Linked DNA regions of Homo sapiens: region 2 is linked to region 1. Evidence: read pairs that join two places in POLR2A ChIA-PET (ENCODE). Cell type or tissue: IMR-90. All regions are shown on one strand. Each heading gives the region's core, and the rest is flanking DNA. Links, peaks and the distances in the headings are about the cores only.

The links. ChIA-PET counts read pairs that join two places held together with the same protein. Peaks named below come from ENCODE experiments on the same cell type or tissue, not always from the same donor. Only the 100,000 strongest peaks of a DNase experiment are listed, where the experiment ranks them.
Region 2: POLR2A ChIA-PET joins it to region 1 with 14 read pairs; 1 of 35 experiments calls an interaction of 5 or more read pairs at or near these places.

The regions. Positions count from the first base shown.
Region 1 is chr21:32,250,759-32,256,254 of GRCh38, reverse strand. It overlaps a transcript of MIS18A not described here. Among named protein-coding and RNA genes, the nearest start is that of MIS18A, 26 kb to the left of the region's middle. In IMR-90, for the core only: no CTCF peak of the experiment used is centred there; a DNase peak (open chromatin) is centred at 2,774; H3K27ac peaks cover 491 bases.
Region 2 is chr21:31,364,045-31,369,281 of GRCh38, reverse strand. It overlaps a transcript of TIAM1 not described here. Among named protein-coding and RNA genes, the nearest start is that of TIAM1, 22 kb to the right of the region's middle. RefSeq lists an enhancer at 1,654-2,853. In IMR-90, for the core only: no CTCF peak of the experiment used is centred there; a DNase peak (open chromatin) is centred at 2,301.

The DNA of each region.
Region 1 (5,496 bases), core at 226-5,225:
TCTCTGAGGGAGCACAATTTGGGGTGGCCCAGTCAATGGTTTTGTGATTTTGTCCAGTAAAGAGTAGAGTAATTCTCTTTAGGTTTGAGCAGCAATACACGAGGTTTCTGGGGAGAACAATCCCAACATAGTAGACATCAAAAAAATGTTTAATAATGAATCTTCTGTTTCCTGAAGAAATTCGCTAAAAGTAGACATCAGTAAGCTTGTGAAACACATTTATGGTTATCCTCAAAGAAGTCAACTGAGTTTACCATCCATAGCCAGTTAGGGATGAGATAAAATAGATGGAAATGGCTGAACTTTTACACTATTAAATGTACTTACCCCAGGCGTAAACACGTTTGTTCTTTTTTTTTTTTTTGGGACAGAGTCTCGCTCTGTCACCCAGGCTGGAGTGCGGTGGCACGTTCTTGGCTCTCTGCAAGCTCTGCGTCCCAGGTTTACTCCATTCTCCTGCCTCAACCTCCCGAGTAGCTAGCACTACAGGCGCACACCGCCACGCCTGGCTAATTTTTTCTGTATTTTTAGTAGAGATGGGGTTTCACCGTGTTAGCCAGGATGGTCTCGATCTACTGACCTCGTGATCCACCCTCCTCGGCCTCCCAAAGTGCTGGGATTACAGGCGTGAGCCACCGCGCCTGGCCAAGCACACATTTATTCTTTAACTAGATGGGTCTTCCTGCTGAAATAACTTTGAAACTTCAAAAAGTACCCAAGAATGCCAAGCGCGGTGGCTCACGCCCGTAATCCCAGGACTTTGGGAGGCCGAGGTGGGCAAATCACTTGAGGTCAGCAGTTCAAGACCAGCCTGGGCAACATGGGGAAACCGCATCTCTACTAAAAAAATACAAAAATTAGCCGGGCATTGTGGCACACACCTGTAATCCGAGCTACTCAGGACGCTGAGGCAGGAGAATCACTTGAACCCGGAAGGCGGAGGTTGCAGTGAGCCAAGATTACATCACCGCACTCTACCCTGAGCAATAGAGCAAGACTCCGTCTCAAGAAAAAAAAAAAGTACCCAAGAAATGTATTTTTACCGTAGAAAAATTAGAAGATTCTACAGAAAACTGAAATGAAGACAGTAAAAGTATCTACAATCCAAGTATCTCCATAAGTAACCACTATTAATATCTTAGGGTATATCCTTCCACATGATTTCCTATGCATTTTATTTATACATATAATTATAAAAAGGACAGCTTGCTGTGCATATTCTATATTACTATATTATGAATAGTTTGATATATCACCAAATATACTTTTGCAACTTTGTTTCAATGACTGCATAATATTTCACAATATTGAATAGTTCACTTAACCAAACTCTCGGCGTTATGTACTAGGCTGTTTCTAGACTTTTTTGTACTACAAACAATGTAGTTTTGAACATCTAGTGAAATCTTTGTGCCATATAATGAATGAATCTGGATTGTGTGAATTTGGTGGGAGAACTGAGGCTGTTAAATCTGGGCCCGGATTAAGATGTGGAATGAACATACAATGAGAATAAAAGAGGAGACGGATTCTAGGTCCGGCCCAGCATAGAACCCTAAGCATGTTACTTAACCTCCCTCTGGTTAGTTTTCTTATTTATAACAACATGACAAAAGTTAGACATAATTAATGAAATCTTGAACTGGTTTACTGAAAGGATTAGATATGGTAAAGGTGTGAAAAACCATTTAAAGTTATAAAGCAGTTTACTTTTTTTTTTTTTGAGACCGAGTTTCACTCTTCTTGTCCAGGCTGGAGTGCAATGACGCAATCTTGGCTCACTGCAACCTCCACCTCCCGGGTTCAAGTGATTCTCCTGCCTCAGCTTCCCAAGTAACTGGGATTACAGGTGCCTGCCACCACACCTGGCTAATTTCTTTTTGTATTTTTAGAGACAGGGTTGGCCAGGCTAGTCTTGAACTCCTGACCTCAGGTGATCCACCTGCCTCTGCCTCCCAAAGTGCTGGGATTACAGGCGTGAGCCACCACGCCTGGCCAAAGCAATTTACTTTTTCTGGGGTCGGGGGTTGGAGTCTCACTCTGTCGCCCAGGCTGGAGTGCAGTGGCATGATCTTGGCTCACTGCAACCTCCGCCTCCCAGGTTCAAGTGAGTCTCCTGCCTCAGCCTCCCAAGTAACTGGGACTACAGGCACACACCACCACACTCGGCTATTGTATTTTTAGTAGAGACAGGGTTTCACCATATTGGACAGGCTGGTCTCGAACTCCTGACCTTGTGATCCACCCACCTTGGTCTCCCAAAGTGCTGGAATTACAGGCGTGAGCCACCGCCCAGCCAGCAATTTACTTCTATAGGGATTTATGATTTTTTTTTCAAAATGCTGTTTAAAAAAAACTCTATTAAATCAACTAAAACTATTTCCAATTTTTTGACTTTCTCCAGGAATACAAATTTTTATGAACCAATTGAATGTTGAGTAATTTGGAAGCTGTGGTGCTTGAATGGGTGCTTTTGGGGAGAAGCTTCTAGGAGCGTTTTGGGCTAATCAGATAGCAGCCTGCCTTCTGAATTATGACAACCCAAAGGCAGAGGGAGCAAAGGCTTTGCAAAGGGTCCCACTTGGTGGAGGGGGAAGTAACCCTTGCTGTGTGATTGCAGTGGGGGCAGGTCGCTCACTCTCCCGCTCCCCTCCCTGGGGCTCCCATCAGCCAGGAGTCTGCTAAAGCCTGCTCTGAAAATGGAGTGATCTGGGCATGATGCTGTCCAGCCCCAGAGACAGAGGCCAGCTTGCTGTCAGAGATAAAAATGGCTGTTGAAAGTGGAGTCAGAACAAAAATATGTTAATAATGAATTCTGGGAATTTCAGCCACCCTTGGGAGCAGGCCTAATGGGGGGTGGGGGGAGGGCGATTAGGTAACATGAATGGAAAGCTTGCAGGCCAAATGAGCTCCAAAGGGACAATCCTCAGCTGGAAACTGCGCATGCCCGCTGTGTACCTGTCACTCACCAATAGGATGCAGAAGCATTGGGAGAAATGCCTCTGACCACACGCAAAGCGGCATAGAGCCTTCCTTCCCTCCCCTGCTCATCTGCAGGCCATCAGTGCACAACTCTGATGCTGGGGGTCGTGCGGGGGGGCACCATCTGCATGGTGTTCTATGGAGTGGCCCCCTAAAGCGCATCCCACCCTTCCGTCCTCGCCCAGGTGGAGAAGTCCCGAGCACAGCTCCCCTAAAGCACATCCCATCCCTCCATCCTTTCCTAGCTGGAGAGGTCCCAAGGGCAGCTCCTTCCTTAGTTCTCTAAGCCTAGGAGGGATCTGGGCATAGAGTAGATGCTCACTGTGCACTCACCAAATGGACGAGTGAGTAGCATCAGACCCCGAAGTGGGAGATCTCTGCACCACCTGTCTGCCAACGATGCAGAAATTTCACAGTCATTCTCTGGGATCCCTAAACAAAATCGTTTGTATTCTCACCCATGAAGGAAGAAATCTTGGGTTAGAAAAAAACAGATACATCTAAATTTATAAAGACAACACTTGAGTTTTCTGAAAGGCACATTGTAAAGCTGACATATATTTCTTTCCTGGTCAGGCCCCCAAACTTGAACTCAGTGTGGTAGGGGGTCAACTTAGTTAAGTGAGGGAGAAAGGAAGGGATACTTCTGACAGCGGGTATGCTGGAGCCTAGGGGATGAGAGTACACTCATTCTTCAGAAGCAGAGATGAATAAATACTACATTAAAAAATATATTTTTGCTTTGCTGTAGATATCTCCCTTGCAGTTATCCAATGCTGATCAAGTAAATGTACTAATACATACATGTCTTCTTCTTTTTCCTCCTCCTCTCCCCTTCCTCCTCCTCCTCTTCCTTCTTCTTCTTCTTTTCTTCTCCTTCTTTCTTCTCTCTTCCTCTCCCCTCCCTCCCTGCCTGCCTGCCTGCCTTCATTCATTCTTTCCTTCCTTCCTTCTTTCCTTACTCTTTCTTTTCCTCCTCCTCTTCTCTCTTCCTCCTCCTCCTCCTCCTCCTCCTCCTCCTCCTCCTCCTCCTTCTTCTTCTTCTTCTTCTTCTTCTTCTTCTTCTTCTCCTCCTCTTCCTTTTTTTGAGACAGGATCTCACTTTGTTGCCCAGACTGGAGTGCAGTGGTGTAATCTTAGTTCACTGCAGTGTCAAACTTGTGGGCTCAAGTGATCCTTTGGCCTCACCCTTCTGAGTAGCTGGGACTACAGGCACATGCCACTATGCCCAGATAATTTTTCATTTTCTTTTTGTAGAGACAGGGTCTTGCTATGTTGCCTAGGCTGGAAATTTTCTAAAACTATACTGATGAAAATCTGGAAGAAGAGGAGTGCTGCTTGTAAGATGGACTTTTAGTTGCTACTACAGTCCAAAGAGAGGACTGTAGCATCTGATCAATATGAGAGACAGAATTATATTATGGACCATAAACACAAGTGCATAAATGTTTCTGAGAGACATTACCCTGTGCTCTTAGACAGTCTCCCACCTTCGGTAATTAGAGCCTGGCAAAAGACATTAGTTTGGAGTAAATATCTAACTTTTTGGTTGCCTTCAAATATGAAGTTTGTATTTTTGTTTGGTGATTCATCTTTTCATTGTTGACAAATCATAGAGGGAGGGACATATTTTATTTGGGTTCATTCTCTTAAATGACAAGTTCAAGAAGAGATATGCACAAGTTCTCTTTGGGGGCTGACAGGGTTAAAGGTCACACCCCTATCTGAGCTTCCTAGACGCTGGCATGGGGTGCTTGGGTGGTGGGGGAGGGATACATGATAGTTTCTTAAGAGAAGGAGTGGTTAGCGATTTAAGGATTTGGGGTTAGCCAACCTGAAGAGGGAGAGTGTGGGAGAAAGGAAGAGATAATCAGAGATAGAGAGCTGGGAGGTGGGAGAGGGAAGGAGAGAGAGAAAAGGAAAGAGAGAGAGAGAGACTGGGTATTGAATTGGTACATTTAAGAGCCACAAAAATCCTCCCAAAATACTGTTTTCTCAAGGCTGCTTTCATGCAGGTGAGAGAAAGAATCACTGAGATTTTTGTGTTACCTGTTGTATTAGTCTGTTCACATGCTGCTATAAAGAACTGCCCAAGACTGGGTAAATTATAGAGGAAAAAGGTTTAATTGACTCGTAGTTCTTCAGGGCTGGGGAGGCCTCAGGAAACTTAGAATCATGGCAGAAGGGGAAGCAAACAGGTCCTTCTTCACATGGTGGCAGGAAGGAGAAGAATGAGAGCCAAGCAAAAGGGGAAGCCCATTATAAAACCATCAGATCTCATGAGAACTCACTCTATTATGAGAATAGCATGGAGGTAACCATCCCCATGATTCAATTGCCTCCCACTGGATCCCTTCCGCCACATGTAGGGATTATGGGAACTACAATTCAAGTGAGGTTTGGGTGGGGGCACAGCCAAACCATATCACCTGTTAAGAGACAGCCTTCAAGAAATCTGTTTAAAAGCCCTCCTTCCCCTCTGCCACATCCAGGGCTCACGATTCTATTGGGCTT
Region 2 (5,237 bases), core at 1-5,000, 890 kb after region 1:
CAGTCTCATGTAGCTTCCTCATTATCATCCCTTTCTTTCTTTCTTTCTTTTTTTTTGAGATGGATTCTCGCTCTGTCACCCAGGCTGGAGTGCAGTGGCACAATCTCGGCTCACTGCAAGCTCCGCCTCCCGGGTTCACGCTGTTCTCCTGCCTCAGCCTCCCAAGAAGCTGAGACTACAGGCTCCCGCCACCACGGCCGGCTAATTTTCTGTGTTTTTAGTAGAGATGGGGTTTCACCATGTCTCTATCTCCCGACCTCGTGATCCGCCCGCCTCGGCCTCCCAAAGTGCTGGGATTACAGGCGTGAGCCACCACGCCCGACCTATCATCCCTTTCTTTCTTCTCTTTTCTCTTTACTTAAGAGTCCAAGTCCTTTGCTTTGTAAAGTATCTTACATTCTGAAGTTTGCTGATTGCATTATTATAGATTTGTTCAAAATTGACATGCTAATTTAATATCTTTAGTTTTATACTAAAGAGAGTCTAGACGCTTGTATTTTACCAGTTTTGCCATATTTCCCCCTGCTGCTACTCTATGTAGCTTATCATTATGAGCTGCTGTTTTACTGAGTTTTTCTCCCGTCCTTTTCTTCTTACAAATATAAGTATACTGGGGACGGTCAAATCTGAAGTCTTGTCAGCCTATGCCTGCCTTTTGGGATCTGTTCACGCATCTATTTGAAGCCTGTACGCTTTCTTGAAATGCTTTTTTCTGCCTTGTGATGTGAAAGTTTGGTCGCTATTTTTAGCTTTTTAGACTCCTGGCAGCAAATCCGAAGCCTACAGAATAATTTTGGATTGGGATATTTTGGATTTGAAGTCAACTGTGGCACTCTAATTAAAAATGTTATGCGTGTGGCTCAGCCAGCTCAAATGAATAATTTGTTGAGCTACAAACAGTAACAAATTGCAGAAATGATTCACCTGGAGTTTGAGAAAAGGTTATTAAGAAAGCGTAAAATAAATTATTATGGAATATTAAAGCCCTTTTAATATTATGGAATATTAAAGCCCTGAGGAGCCTTTTAAGAATGGGGCCTATGGAACAAAATAGGAAGTTGTTAATATGTCTTAAATAGTTTCCCTTAAAACCTTTGATGAAGTTAAAATAATTGGTAGACATCTTTTGTTAGGTTTGCCATCAAGTTGGTTAAAGTCTCTTTAATATCATATAAATAACTGAGTTTAAAATCAGAGAACATGTTTTAAAATGAATTCTTTGAAAGTGAAACTTGGTATGAAGTTTCCAGTTATACTGAGAGGCCTCTCATGAATATTCTAGAGTGGCTATTTTTGGGTTCAGCTCATTGATCCATTGAAACTGAGCATCAGATGTTGTTTTTTAGGTCTTCTTTTGTGGTCCATGAAGCAGTTTAGGGAAGATAAACACTCAGTAAAGTAATATTGATTACGTGATTCCAAGTTAGACGTCATTTGAAGTTAAAATATTATAATTTAGTGGCCCATGAGGATGTGGAAAATATAATACCAACACACAAGAACAAATAGGTAACGAATAGGAATGAGTCTGTCAAGGACTGTAATTGATAAAGGACAGAGTTACCCAAATGGCGAAGAAACGGAATGTTGCTGCTTTTGCTGATAAACAGGTCTCTTGGTTGTCTGCTCTTTGGTCTCAGATAGAATGCATGAGGCCTGTCAGAATTTCTGGATCCTCTTAAATGTGGCCTTTGGTAAGAAAAGAATAAAAACATTCTTGCCAAACTTATTAGGTAGGTAAGTTTGGGTTGAATACCAAGGTATTCAAGTTCAGTTGCTATGGAGACTTCTTCACAAAGAAAAAAAGAATCCAAATGCCATTTAAAATGGATAACTAGTGAATTTCAAAAATGTACAGAATGAGGTTATTTCGGCCTGTTGGTCTGGGTACTTCTAGTCCCATTCTGTTGACTGGGAAACTAAGTCTTGGTGCAAATCAAGCAAAGAGTTACTGACAGACCTACCTAGAGAAAGGCAATAGTGGCGTTCTTCCAGCTCTGTGTCCCCTTTGCTGTTCATAGGGCTTGCAACTGAAAGACTGCTGGGGCAGGTGGGGGTTGAGGATGAACCAGGTGAGTTGCTCTGTTTGTGCCCTTCTTCTCTTCTTCACTTCCTCCTTTCCTCTCTCCCTCCCTCCCTCCCTCCTTCCTTCTCTCCTTACTTCTTGCCTGCTTACCTGCCTGCCTGGCTTCCTGCCTGGGATTGCAATTATGTTTCTGGAGCTATTTTCTGGGACCCATCCAAATCTGAATACTCATGAGTCATTTCCTTACAGATTCTCCTGTGGTTCTTTGTATTCCCTTTGTATACAGATTTGACCCTGGCATACTTCTAGTCAAGATTTCCAGTAAAGTGTTAAAAAGAGGCTGGGCATGGTGACTCACGCCTATAATCCCAGCACTTTGGTAGGCTGAGGCGGGTGGATCACATGAGGTTAAGAGTTCAAGACCAGCCTGGCCAACATGGCGAAACCCCGTCTCCGTTAAAAATAGAAAAATTGGCCAGGCATGATGGCACATGCCTGTAATTCCCAGCTACTCGGGAGGTTGAGGCAGGAGAATCGCTTGAACCTGGGATGTGGAGGTTGCAGTGAGCCAAGATGGCACCACTGCACTCCAGCCTGGGTGACAGAGCAAGACTCTGTCTGAAAAAAGAAAGCCCCTGAGCATCCTCTTTTTAATAGTCTCTGCCTTCCTTGGAAACTTAAGTATTGCAAAGAAAGCCTGTAGGATATGGCTACATAGTGCTCACCATGAAGATGACATTGAGCTTTCTCCTGATGGATGGCCTGGAGGGAGAGATGGATGGGAAAGAAAAGGAACCAGGAGTGTGTTCATTGCCCATCAATTCCCAAACTGAGGAGCCAAAGGGTGACATGTTTTTCATTCTCTGCTAACGGATGGATATGTTTCTTTCCATTTGGGACATGCGTAAGTTAAGTAACATCTGTGTGGTCATGGCAAGAATAAGGTAACTGGTTTCCTGCCTTTTACAATGTGACAAACTAAGAGTTGCTTTTGGCAAAGGGTGAAATCCAGCTTCAAGGTTATGAGTACGGTTTACTTCCTATGACCTCTGTCAACCATCCCAAGGGCCAAGGGCATAGTATTCATGGCTGTGACATCAGATAGGGGATGCCTGGTATCAAGGTGGATTGCCTTTCAAGTCACACTTTTTTTTTTTTTTTTTTTTTTTTGAGACAGAGTCTTGCTCTGTCTCCAGGCTGGAGTGCAGTGGAGCTACCTCGGCTCACTGCAACCTCCACCTCCCGGGTTAAGTGATTCTCCTGCCTCAGCCTCCTGAGTAGCTGGGACTATAGGTGCAGCTAATTTTTGTATATTTTAGTACAGACGGGGTTTCACCATGTTGGCCAGGATGGTCTCAATCTCTTGACTTCGTGATCCACCTGCCTGAGCCTTCCAAAGTGCCGGGATTACAGGCATAAGCCTCCGTGCCCGGCCTTATGTCATACTTTGACAGTGAAATCTTGCAGTTGTTGGGGAATATGGTTTGATTCAGGGAATATCTCTCAAGCACCTGTTATGTTCCAGGTACTATGCCAAGTGCTGAAGATTTAGAAATATGTGACACAGGCTGGGCACAGTGGCTCACGCCTGTAATCCCGCACTTTGGGAGGCCGAGGCAGGTGGATCACGAGGTCAGGAGATCGAGACCATCCTGGCTAACATGGTGTGAAACCCCATCTCTACTAAAAAATACAAAAAATTAGCCAGGCGTGGTGGCGGGTGCCTGTAGTCCCAGCTACTTGGGAGGCTGAGGCAGGAGAATGGCGTGAACCCGGGAGGCAGAGCTTGCAGTGAGCCGAGATCATGCCCCTGCACTCCAGCCTGGGCGACAGAGCGAGACTCCCTCTCAAAAAAAAAAAAAAAAAAAGAAAGAAATAAGTGAGACACAGACCCTGCCAGCAGGTGCTTCCTATATCCCATTGGACAAGACGGAAACATCAGCACATCCATGGAGAATTATGCAATAAAGACAGAAGGAGAAGTATATACAGAGCACAGAATAGAAAATGTGCGTTGTGTTAGATCTCTTCCCAGGATCTGCTGGGGAGATCTTCTTTCCTGATCACTATCCTGAGTGACTGGCGTGTTTGGAGACTAGATCTGGGGTCGTTGAATTCTGGCCTGAGGGCCAAATTCCACTGATTCTTGTAAGATCCTTGAACTAAAAATGTCTTTTACATTTTTAAGCGGCTGGGGGGAAAAGAAGAATAATTGGTGTCATGTAAAAATCATGAAATTCAGATTTCAGCATTCATGAATAAAGTTTTATTGGAACAAAGTCATTTTCATTTACTTACTGTCTTTGGTTGCTTTTACATAACAAGGGCAGAGCTCAATAGAGAGTATATGGCTCGCAAAGATTGAAATATTTATCTGATTCTTTAAAGAAAAACTTTGCCCACTCTGGACTGTGCCATTACTCAACAATTATGGTGTGGTTGGCCTGTCCTCTGTCCTTCCTCCCCCATCAACACACACCCACTCAGCTGTAACTGCCACCATTCTTTACTCAGTCTGTCCATTCGTCCATCCATCCATCAATCAATCCATGCAGCCATCCATCCATCCACCCATCCATCCATCCGTCCATCCATGGTCCCTGGCCATCATGGTGTCAGCTGTTCCAAGATTTGTTAATAGAGAGTACAGAACTCTTATTAACAATTCCTATAGGTAGAGCTGCTCTTTCCTCTCCATCTGTGGCTGATGTCTCAGTGCTTTCTCAATTCTACCATCACATGCTCAAATATAACCTTCTCCACTCCCCCACACCCACTTCAGTTGCTGGGGGCTCATTCATTGGCTCCCTCTGCGGAGGCTTGAGTGTAAGTGAGGTATTCAGCAGAGGTCTTTGGAGGGTTTCTCATTTGATCACAATCTTAGTTTGAGAAATGGTGCCTCATTCATTAAGCTGTAAGAGAGCTCTCTACAAGCAATTTTATTTTTAAGTAGCCCTTTGGTTAACAAGTTTACTCCACCTGGGATGCTTTTTATTTTTGGTGGCCCACAGAAATCTGAAACAGTGCAGTGCTGGGGCCTCTAATCTGTCTTTAGGAACGGGGGATACTATGAAGCTCACCATGCAGTTACTTAAGAAAGCTATCGGCTAGTGCTATTGTGAATGTGTTTTTACCTTCCTGTAAAATGCTGAAATCACAGACTTTATTACTAGGATAATGAAGAAATGTATAAGTTCAATGCAAGTGACAC